2 separate regions of the Homo sapiens genome follow, and region 2 is linked to region 1. The links are chromatin loops, found by intact Hi-C in ENCODE. Cell type or tissue: GM12878. All regions are shown on one strand. Links, peaks and the distances in the headings refer to the core of each region. The heading gives the core; the rest is flanking DNA. Region 1 has its middle 19 kb from the start of MIR422A. Region 2 overlaps DAPK2 (death associated protein kinase 2).

Region 1 (5,376 bases), core at 302-5,301:
TCAACATGGGGAAGTGAGTGGATAGGGCCTCTAGTCCTGCTCTGAGCTCAGCCCTTGTCATTCAGAAAGCCACAAGGCCTGGGACAGGCCCCTGAAGTCCTTCCTCCTGACCCTACCCCTGACCACACGATGCCTCGAGGGATGCAGATGCTCCGAGGAGCCCCAACCAACATGTGCAGGCCCACACGTACATGCACAGAACCCAGGACTAATGCCAACAATGGAGACCCTTCTCAGTCTGCTTAAAACTCTGAAATCTTATATTTATAGAATACTATCTTTATTTGATTATGTTTTGTTTTAGATTTTAACTTGCAACGTTTGTTTATCCAGGGCTTTTTTTCTGTCTCTCTTTCTCAAAGATGGCCAATGTTGGTTGGCCATTAGTCAAGTACTGTGCCCATGCTGGGCAAACTAGGCTCCTTTGTCATGCTGTGTGGGGAGAATGGGTGTGGAGCTGGCACTTTCCCTATTCCTGCCCAGCCTCAGCCTGGCCCTGGGGACATCTGCCCAGCAGGCCTATGTGGCTGGATCACATGGGTCCCACTACAGTTCACTGCCCTCCAGTCCATGATGAGGTCAATTGCTCAGATTGTCCCCAGGGCTGACTGAGTGGAAAGGTGACTCCTGACAGGGCAGGCCTCCAGGGTTAGTCTCTATGAGATATGAGTCCCCACTTGCCCCAGAACATCAGCCTCATTGAGAGCTGCTGCAAATGGCCATCTTCCTTTAGGGCTAAGCATCATCCCCTCCCTGCAGGGCCTCACGAGGATGAAGGCGCTGCAAGAGGACTCTTGGATGGAAGTGACTTGTTGGGAGAGCCCATGAGCTCTCCAGAAAGGACTCCCAGCCTGCAGAAATGTTCTTTCTGTACACATATGACACATGCACTTATACTCACCACCTCTCCTGTGGACACACCTCCACAGTGTGCCCCTGTGAATCCCAACCCACACTTTAATCCACCTTCTGCCACCATCTCCACATCAGTGGTCTAGAGCTGGCGGCAATGGAGAAAAACACACCCACTGTACAGAGAAGATGCCTGAAGTGGAGGGACAAGAGACCTGCCCAAGGTTACATGGATGTATGCAGAGCCAGAGTGGGTGCTCAGGCAGCTGTGGTGTGGTGGAAGCACATCACCTGATCTCCTCTCCCCAGCTGTGTGACCTGGGGCAGGTCACTTAACTTCTCTGAGCCTAGAGTCTGCATCTGTGAGACGATAACACCCACTTCAGAGGGCTTCCGTGAGGATCCAGGGAGTCATGTGATACAAGCACCTCCTTACAAGCTATAAAGATGGTGAGAGCTAGTGGACAGTCAGAATTCTGGCCTTTTCCCTTCTTTTGAAAGTTCAGCTGCAAGTTGTATTGGGATATAGGTTGCACATACTTTTTTTTTTCCTGTTATATCTTTTAACATTTCATGGTATTGTTTATATATAGAAGTTTGTGATTTGAATGTTGTTAAATTTATTCATCTTTTCCTTTAAGGTTTTTTGTTTTTGTGTCTTGCCAAAGGTTATAAGTGAGGAACATTAAAAAAAAAAAAAGACAAATTCCCCAGACAAATCACAGAAAATAGAAAAAGATCTTGAAAATATTTTTAAAAACTCACATAATAAGAGGAATGCTAAGATGCCATTTCACATTATCAGATTAACGGAAGTTGTAAAGTTTGCTAACACACTGTGTTGGTGAAACTGATGAGGAACAAGCACTCTTGTTCTTTGCTGGTAGATGTATACACTTGTAGAACTCTGATCAAGAGCAATTTGGCTGTATTTGTAAAAATTAAAAACACACATACCATTTGATCTATAAGACCACATCTAGGAATTTATCCTCAGATATTACAGATGTATGAAATGACATATGCACAAGGTTATTCATTATAGCATTGTTTATAACAGCAAAGGAAACAACCATCATTAGGGAACTGGTTAAAATATGTTTCATCCATGCAATGAACCACTATACATTTGTAACAAAGAATAAGGAAGCTTTTCTGAACTGATATGGAAAAAATATCTCTATACCCTTAAGTGAAAAAAGCAAAGTGCAGGACAGTGTGTATAATAAGCAATTGTCTTACCCCGTGAGGCGCACTGTGGCAACCAGACCTCTGGGTTGTGGAATCAGGTCCTACAGGTCACCGTGGTTGGGGGACAGTGGCAGTTGCTGCCCCCATCTCAAGAAGGCTTGAGCAGCCGGCAGTTTGGCATCATTCTACAGCAGGAGGTTAAGGGCCCCCCTCCCAGAGTGGCGATCATTAAAGCCAAGGCTCCCAAAGGTCAAGCTGCAGAGCAACACCTGGAAAGAATCTGCCACAGCCTTCAGAAGCATCATGCTATGTTGACTTCTATATAGTCAGATAAGCAGGATCACTTGAAAGCTGAATGGGATCAGCCTAATGACCAAAGGTATTGAGACAGCCTTGTGCAAGCAAAAATTAAGAATGCCATGCAAGCGTTTATCATTAACACTGAAGGACAAAACACATGAGGCACACAAACCTGGCGCCTCAGACTGTGAAACATTCCTAAAACCATAATTGGAGATTGCCTAATCAAAAATCAAGTGAATTTGTCAAGTAAGGGTTATGGCTAGGATATTCATATTCCTACCAAATCAATAGCTATTGCTTGTTAATATTTTTTGTTTTATCTATGTTTTGATGGAAAGCAAATGAATATATTGTTCATATTTTGTTACTTTGGTTAAAATCTATTTTGCTTCTTTTGTTGAATATAAAATTGACCCTTGAACAATAAGGATTTTTTGTTTTGTTTTGTTTTGTTTTTTTTAAAGACAGGGTTTTGCTTTGTTGCCCAGGCTGCAGTGCAATGGCGTGATCTCAGCTCACTGCAGCCTCCCCTTCCTGGCCTCCTGGGTTCAAGCGATTCTCATGCCTCAGCCTCCCAAATAGCTGGGACTACAGGTGTGCACCACCACACTAGCTAATTTTTGCATTTTTAGTAGGACAGAGTTTCACTGTGTTGGCCAGGCTGGTCTCGAACTCTTGACCTCATGTGACCTACCTGCCTCAGCCTCCCAAACCGCTGGGTTTACAGGTATGAGCCGCGGCACCTAGGCTTATATACCTTTTTATACTTTAAATTTTTTGAGCCATGTGAATATTTTACCAATGCAGAAAATTAACACTATTTTAAAATAATAACAGTTTCCCAGAATCCAATCCAAAATATCAAACCAGACACTCTGGGCCCATATATTTTTTTAAAAGTTTCCTAGGAATCTCTCAGGGGAATCCTGGCCTGTCATGGAAGATCGCTAAGAACCTACTGAGCCTTAGATCCAGCAGTCAAGGTCCCAGCCCTTGCAGCGCCACCTGGTGGCCTTAGTTACCAAGCATCCCTCAGAAAAATGTGTGTGGATGGCCAGTGAATGCAGACCAGGACAAAGAGTAACATGGCACTGTGTCCACAGGCTGGGTGGGGCTGGCCCCAGCGGACCCAACATCGACCTCCAGGACTGGCTGTGTCGGTCCTGAGGGAAACGAGGCAGAGGGCCTAAAGTTCTACAGCCTCTGTCCCAAGGAGCCACCCAGAGGCAGCCTGCAAGAGCACATACCTTGGGCCTCTGTCCCAAGGAGCCACCCAGAGGCAGCCTGCAAGAGCACATACCTTTGGACCTGAGTTCAAACCCCGGCTCCACCAACTACTAGCCTCGTTATCTCATGCAGCATAACTTCTCAGGTCCTCTGTTTTCTCATCTGCAAAATGGAGACAAGTATAAGTCTGTAGACACATCTAGTATAATGCCTATGCTCAATAGGAACTTGATTAATGCTCATTCTCTTCCCTTTTGTTACTTCTAGATAGCTTTACTCCCTGGCCCTAAAGAGCCTAGCTGGGCTCATGGGAGCTTCCTGTGGCCTGGGAGGGTTCAAGCATTGGAGAGACTGAGGAAGAAGAAATCCATATGCTTCTTGTCTTTCTAAACCCTCTCCCTCCTCCTTGCCCCTTCTTTAGCTAGCAAGGAATACATTTCAGGCCTGGCTGAGGTGGGGAGGCAGTTCAGGAAGTGGCTGCAGTTCCCACAAGCAGAGTCAGATGGGGTTCCAGTCCTGTGCTATAGGCCTGGGTGCTCCATCAATCAATCGAGTCTTTTGGCCTGGGAGCAAGGCCCAGTCCCTGCCCTCCCTCGGGGAGTGCATTATACTCAGGGAGAGCCGAATAGAACACAAATCACAGTGAATGTGCAGGGGACTAAGGGGACTCAGAGGCACTGATGAAGTTACTAAATTGACCATCTGCTCTTTCAGGTTGTGACACTATTTCTAGAAGCTCCTGATAAAAATGCAACTAGGAGCCCATGAATCCCTCACCCTTTAGTTCAGACTAGCATCTCTGCTTCCCTCCTAGGTCTTCTGGAAGATGGCAGAACCCAAGAGAGATGAGACATTATAAAAACGTAGACAAGACATTGAAACATTTTTGTTCGAAGCTGTAGAAAGGAATGTTCAGACGACAGAGCAGAGCACTCCTAGAAGGGGTGACTGCTAGGTTCCAGACCCCCTGGCAGTGGGAAGACACCAGCCTGGCCAGAAGAGAGCCTCCCAAAGGGAAACTGGGGGATACTGAGATCACCTGGGTCACAATTCTGCTCTTTGTACCCATGTCAGCAGAGGACCTCCAAGAAGTCAGATGCTGGGAGAACAGAGTCCTAACCTTAGGCATTACCCGATTCACAGGTGAGGAAACTGAGGACCAGCAAGGGGAGGTGCTTGCCTCAGTCCCATGTGAGTTAATGGATGACCCTGACCTGGACTTCAGGTCTCCCGAGCCCTATTGCATGGTGCAAAGCACTCAGTCTTTGGAGCCAGGTAGAACTGAATTTGAACCCAAAGTCCCCTGCTACTTTGCTAGCCATTTAGTTTTAGAAAAGTCATCTACCTCTCTGAGCCTTGGTTTCCTGCCTTTGTAAAACAGACCAGAGCTCTTGCTCAGGAGTGTTGTCAGGACTAAAGATAATATGTGCAAGCCACCCGGCACATGGTAAGTGGGGATGCTACGATTATTGCTTCTCCTACGCAAACCACACCAGCCACAGACAGGCAGGAAGAGGGCTGGCTGCTGCAGCTCTCAGGCACAGCAGCTTTGCACTTGGTGGTGGTCATGGTAGGGGCATGGGGTTCTGGTTGAAGGAGTCAGATGTGTGGAAAGTAGAATGTGCCTTGTGGCTGGGTAGTGAGGCTTCTTCACTAACTCCAGAGTTGCAGAGTATGCAGGCCGTGGGAGCCACACACCCAGCCCATGGCATGCAGAAGCAAGAGGCATGACCCCTTATTCATATGAAGGGCCCTACCGATCACATGCTTTGCAGTCGCCAGAGTGGTTGCCAGGGGCAGAAC
Region 2 (5,376 bases), core at 90-5,089, 96 kb after region 1:
ATCACAATGTCCATAAGCAGACTGGGCTGGTGGGGATCCAGGTTTGGGTAGAGTTTGGAGAGGAGGCAGCCTAACAAGGTTAATCATCATAGTGGGGGAGCATCACAGTCAGAGGACTTGGTATAAACAGAGAGTTGTACAATTAGGAAACTGAGGCATAAGGATAGGTCATGTGACTCGCCTGAGGTCATCGCAGAGTTAATGGCAAAGCCAAGCCTCAAAGTCAGATACCCAACCGGCTGTCCACAAAGCCTCTGAGATAGTTAGAGCAGTCTAGACCATTATTATTCCCCTTCAGGCACTAGTACCCAGGGCTGGGCTCAGAAACCCATTACTCCAGGGACAGAGACAGCAAGCATGAAATGGAGTCCATGGCAGAGTGGCAGGCAGCCCTGAGCCAGCTTCCCTGAGTGCTCCAGGGGCCCTCCCCACAGGGAAGGGCACCAACCACCTGCTTCTGCACCTCAGTTCAGTGACCAGCAGGAGCAGATCTAAGTCCTCAGAGACTTCCCAGTGACCATCTTGCCCGGGGGTCCTCCCGTCCCCTTACTGCCATTTGCCATCATTGCCCCATGTTTTCTTGCCACCCAAAATACCCACTGCTTGAGTAACTCAGAAAGTTTTCTGGTTCAGCTTAATGGCTCAATAAGGGGCCAGCAGACTCCAGACTTAAGAGGTACACTCTTAGTGGCTCTGGGTTAAAAGCTACATACAGGGAAATGCCTGGGATATTTGCCCCAAATGCAGAAAATAGCAAAATAGCACTGCATCTGAACCACTCCATCATTAGCATCATCCTCAGTGAGACAGTCTTCAAAATACCCGGAGTGGCAATAACAACAACAAAGTCAAGTTCAGCAAGCAACAGATACATAGGCCAACACTTAGGTAGCATTCTATGGCAGCCACTTCAGAGACGTTCCCAAACACAAACTCATGCATCTCTCCATTGCCTTAATCTCCATTCAATCAACACTGTCTGGGCATCCAGTCTGTGCCAGGATCTGTGCTAGGCACTACGGGGCAGGGACCAAAGGCACAGACAACAGGTACAGATGGAGCTCTAGGGAAAGAGAAGATCCTGGGGGCTGGACTGGGCAGAGAAGGCTTTGTGGAGCCAAATTTATCTTACATCGTCCACTGACTCTAAATTTTTAGCTATTTCAGTTCCAAATATTGGCTCTGAGCTGTGCACACACTAAGGGCTGACGCAGGTGGAGTGGAGCCAGGCCTCCCAGAGCCAGAGTGAACACATTCAGTGTGAACTCTAACACATATGGTCTCTTGGAGCCACTCTGGGCCTCGAGGACAGCGGGTGCCTTGGTAGGTGCCAACAAACACTTGACCGAGCTTCCAGGCCCGGGTGGCTCTGAGTCTCAGTGTCAAGGCAGCCACACGCCTCTCCTCTCCGACACCTCAAGCAGCCGCTGGCAGGGCCTGGCATTTCAGAGTCCCTGTGACCTTGTCACAGAAGCCCTGAGTTCCTACTTGACCTGTGGGGAAAGCAAAGCTTAAGGGTGGTAAGGGATACACTTAGGTTTACAGAGCACATAGGCAGTGGCGCAGGGCTTGGCTTGGCATCCAAATCCCCCAGCTCCCAGCCCTGCACTGTGTTGACAGCCTTAGGACTTGTGAAACGGCAGAAGGGCTTTTGTAAACTAGAGCTAAACATTTCAGGCCATGTTGACGTTGTTTCCCCTTCCTCTTATGAGGGAAACAGTGGCATTTTTTTTCTATATCACATGCCTGAAAAATTCCTCAAACTCTCAAAAAGCAAATGAGTGTTTGCTTTTCCTGCCTGAGTTTTCTCTTTGCGAGACAGCTGTGGCAATGAGTGGTGACCGGGGCAGGCCCACTGCACAGGCATCTTTCCCTCCCCAAAAGGAGGTATTTTGAGAGTGGGTGACTACGATGGCGCCAAATACCACACACCACCACTCGTCTCACCTGTCTTCACTCAGGCACAGCCCTCTGCTCAACCTGTAGAGGGGAGCCTCAGAGGGAGCCAAGGCTGCTGGCTGGTGTCCCCCACTCCTTGGGCTGTTTCCAGAAGAGCAGAGAACACCCTCCACCAGACCCAGCCCCCAGGCTTCAAGATCAGACAGGCCTGGCCTCAGAGACTTATGCTTTCACCTGCTCTGAACATAGATTTGCTCATCTGTCAAATGGGAATCAGGGTTCCCTGCTAGAGAATTGTGAAGACTGGAAATATTTGTAATGTTGGCCCGTGGTACTCAAAAGTGGTTCATGTGAAGGCTGAGCAAGAGACATCCAGAGACATAAGTCACTGATTCAAATGGTCTGGAATGTGAAACCAAGGAATTGGTTTAATTTTATTTATTTTTAGAGATGGGGTCTGGCTCTGCTGCCCCGGCTGGAGGGCAGTGGTGTGATCATAACTCACTGCAGCCTCAAACTCCTGGGCTCAAGCAATCCTCCCAACCTCAGCCTCCCGAGTAGCTGGGACCACAGGTGCCTGCCACACCACCCAGCTTCAGTTTAATTTTAAAAGCACCACCCTACCCCGCCAATGATTCCCACGCACAGCCAGATGTGAAAATAGCTCTATTCCGAGCAAGTAGCCAACTCTTTAAATCCTAGAGCAGTGGTTCTCAACCCAGGCCACACATTGATATTGCCTGGGGAATTTTAAAACTCCTAGTGTTTAAGTCTCACCCTGAGAGATTCTGATCTCCTGGGTCTGGGCCTGAAGATGGGGCTATTTAAAAGCCCGCTGGGTAACTGACATGCAGCCAGGGCTGACTTACAACAGCTTTCTGATTATCTCCATTTCACAAATGAAGAAACTATACCACTGTTACTCATACTAGTTCCTCATTTTCAGTATTACACTTCCCCATAGTTCTCTGATCTGATCATTTCAGGAAAGGAGTAAAGAAAGGGAATCAGAGGGGAGGGGTTGTCTCTCCCATCAGCATGATTTTTGCTTGAGGGGTTCACCAGTCTAACTGCTGTGTTATGAATATGCAAATCAAGGCAGAAGATTACTCTAGCTTTCGGAGGATAACAGGAGTGAAAATTTGCAGTCAGGCACTCCCTGGCCACTGTACTCAGCAGATGCACAAAAGCAGAACCTGAGGTGGCTCTAGTATGCCCATCAGAGGGCCCAGCCAACCCAAGGGCAGGTGACAGCAACAGGCCTTTTTCTGCACACAGAAGGCTCTGCAGCCAGAAGTTGAGGTCCCACAGTGCAGAAGTCGCCAGCTAGGCTACAGGGATGATGGGTGGGAGGCGAGGGTCTGTCTACTTTAGGACAGAGCCACCCAGAATGTCATCCAGGGAGGGAGCAGAAGGGAGCAATTCAACCTCTAATGAAAGTCATTGCTAACACTAAATCAAAAATGATGGGAATACTGGAATCTGGTATACATATGCAAAGCACACATATTCCAGTATCTCTGCCCCCCATAGCAACAATCAATACCTATGCATGGTCTACTGCAGCACGGGGCTGGTAGGAGGCCCGATTCCTCGTCCTAATCTGCTATCAAAGTTTCATGGGCTTGACAGGGAGCTGCCTTTTCAGTTCATGTTTCTCCATCTGCCATCCCAGGTCTCATCTTAGAAAGCTTCCTGTCAGACAGCTCCAAAGAGCCTGGGACAACTCTAAACAGGAATGAAGCCCTTTCTCTTCACTCTCCAAATTCCTAACTCTGGGCTGGTGTCAGGAGACTGGGAGTCTAGTCAGAGCCCTACCACTAACGAGCCAGGACCCTGGGCAGCCTGTTCAACTCCCCAGGCCTCAGTTTCCTTCTTTGTCACATGGGGATGATAATACCTGCCCTGCCCACTTCCCAGGGTTGTTTGGGAAATCATGAGGTAATGTCTGAGATAGGACTTTACCATCCAGCCTTGCAGAAGAGCATGAGGTGTGGGTGGGTGGGAACTCTGTGCCTGAGACTGGCTTGCAAAAGTCACGTAGGATGGTTTCGTGAGGGACAGTAAATCCTCAAGATACAGAAAACACCCCGCTTCTGCCAGCACACTCTCCTGCAATTCTGTCAGGAACACACCCCTCTTCCCAGGCAGAGGACTCAGCTCCTCACTCACTCAGCACCTGGGAGGACAAGTGGGCTGTGTCAAGATCAGTGTCACTGGCAGATGGGCCTCATTTCCAAACTTGTCAGGCCCCCAGGTGCCACCTCATAAGGGCTCTCTAGTTGTCTGCCCAGGACTCACATTAAAAGGGGTATACCTAGAACAGCTTCTCAGTGCTCAGAAATGTCCCCAACCTCAGCTCTTAAGGTTCATGGAGGAGCCTGGCTTAATCCCCACCCCCCAAAGTCTTCACTGTCAAGGGTAAATAAACAGGGCATGAACCAAATGTCACACCACGGGATCAATTTTGTATAGCAATGTGAACATTACAACATTTACATCCAGCTTTTCCTTTTTTTTTTTTTTTGAGCTGGAGTCTCGCTCTGTTGCCCAGGATGGAGTACGGTGGCGCAATCTCGGCTCACTGCAAGCTCCACCTCCTGGGTTTAAGTGATTCTCCTGCCTCAGCCTCCTGAGTAGCTTGGATTACAGGCACCGCGACCATGGATGGCTAATTTTTTTCTATTTTTAGTAGAGACGGGATTTCACCATGTTGGCCAGGCTGGTCTTGAACTCCTGACCTCAAGTGATCTGCCTGCCTCAGCCTCCCAAAGTGCTGGGATTACAGGCATGAGCCACCGCGCCCGGCCAGCTTTTTTCTTAATGAGCTAACTTCATATTCATTCTCTTTTTCAATATTTGCAAGTATCATTTTTAGTTCCATTTCACAGATAAGAAAACTGGAGAGGTATGGTGGCTCACACCTGTCATCCCAGTGCTTTGGGAGGCTGAGGCAGGGGGATCACTTGAGGCCTGGAGTATGAGACCAGCCTAGCCAATATGGTGAAACCCTGTCTCTACTAAAAATACAAAAATTAGCCAGGCATGGTGGTGCAAGCCTGTAATCCCAGCTACTTGGGAGGCTGAGGTATGAAAATCACTTGAACTCAGGAGGCAGAGGTACCAGTGAGCCGAGATCATGCCACTGCACTGCTGCACTGCAGCCTGGGTGACAGGGTGAGACTTTGTCTCCAAAAAAAAAAAAAAAAAAAAAAGCCAGGCAAGGTGGCACAACCTGCAGTCCCAGCTACTCAGGATGCTGAGGTGGGAGGATGGTTTTCAGCCCAGGAGTTTGAGGCTACAGTGAGCTATGATCATACCACTGCACTTCATACCACTGCACTTCAGCCTGGGCGACAAGCAAGACTCCGTCTCTAAAAAAAAGCCAATAAAAAAGAGAGAGAGAAAACTGGGCTTAGAGAAGTAAAGTGACTGGCAATTGGGCCAGGGAACAGGGCTAGGACACAGATCCACGTC

Evidence for each region. Hi-C counts contacts between places; a loop is a spot of excess contacts. Peaks named below come from ENCODE experiments on the same cell type or tissue, not always from the same donor. Only the 100,000 strongest peaks of a DNase experiment are listed, where the experiment ranks them.
Region 2: it touches region 1 in a loop (4-fold over the local background); 3 of 110 quality-filtered maps call a loop at or near these places.

What each region holds. Positions count from the first base shown.
Region 1 is chr15:63,887,829-63,893,204 of GRCh38, forward strand. No RefSeq gene overlaps it. Among named protein-coding and RNA genes, the nearest start is that of MIR422A, 19 kb to the left of the region's middle. RefSeq lists enhancers at 3,464-3,553, 5,123-5,352 and a silencer at 4,902-5,196. In GM12878, for the core only: CTCF peaks have their summits at 3,358 (motif pointing left) and 4,059; DNase peaks (open chromatin) are centred at 3,383, 5,213 and 5,263; H3K4me3 peaks cover 112 bases; H3K27ac peaks cover 2,666 bases.
Region 2 is chr15:63,984,097-63,989,472 of GRCh38, forward strand. The region is part of intron 2 of DAPK2 (death associated protein kinase 2); the gene reads right to left. Among named protein-coding and RNA genes, the nearest start is that of DAPK2, 60 kb to the right of the region's middle. RefSeq lists an enhancer at 1,344-1,845. In GM12878, for the core only: a CTCF peak has its summit at 2,711; a DNase peak (open chromatin) is centred at 2,945; H3K4me3 peaks cover 328 bases; H3K27ac peaks cover 3,346 bases.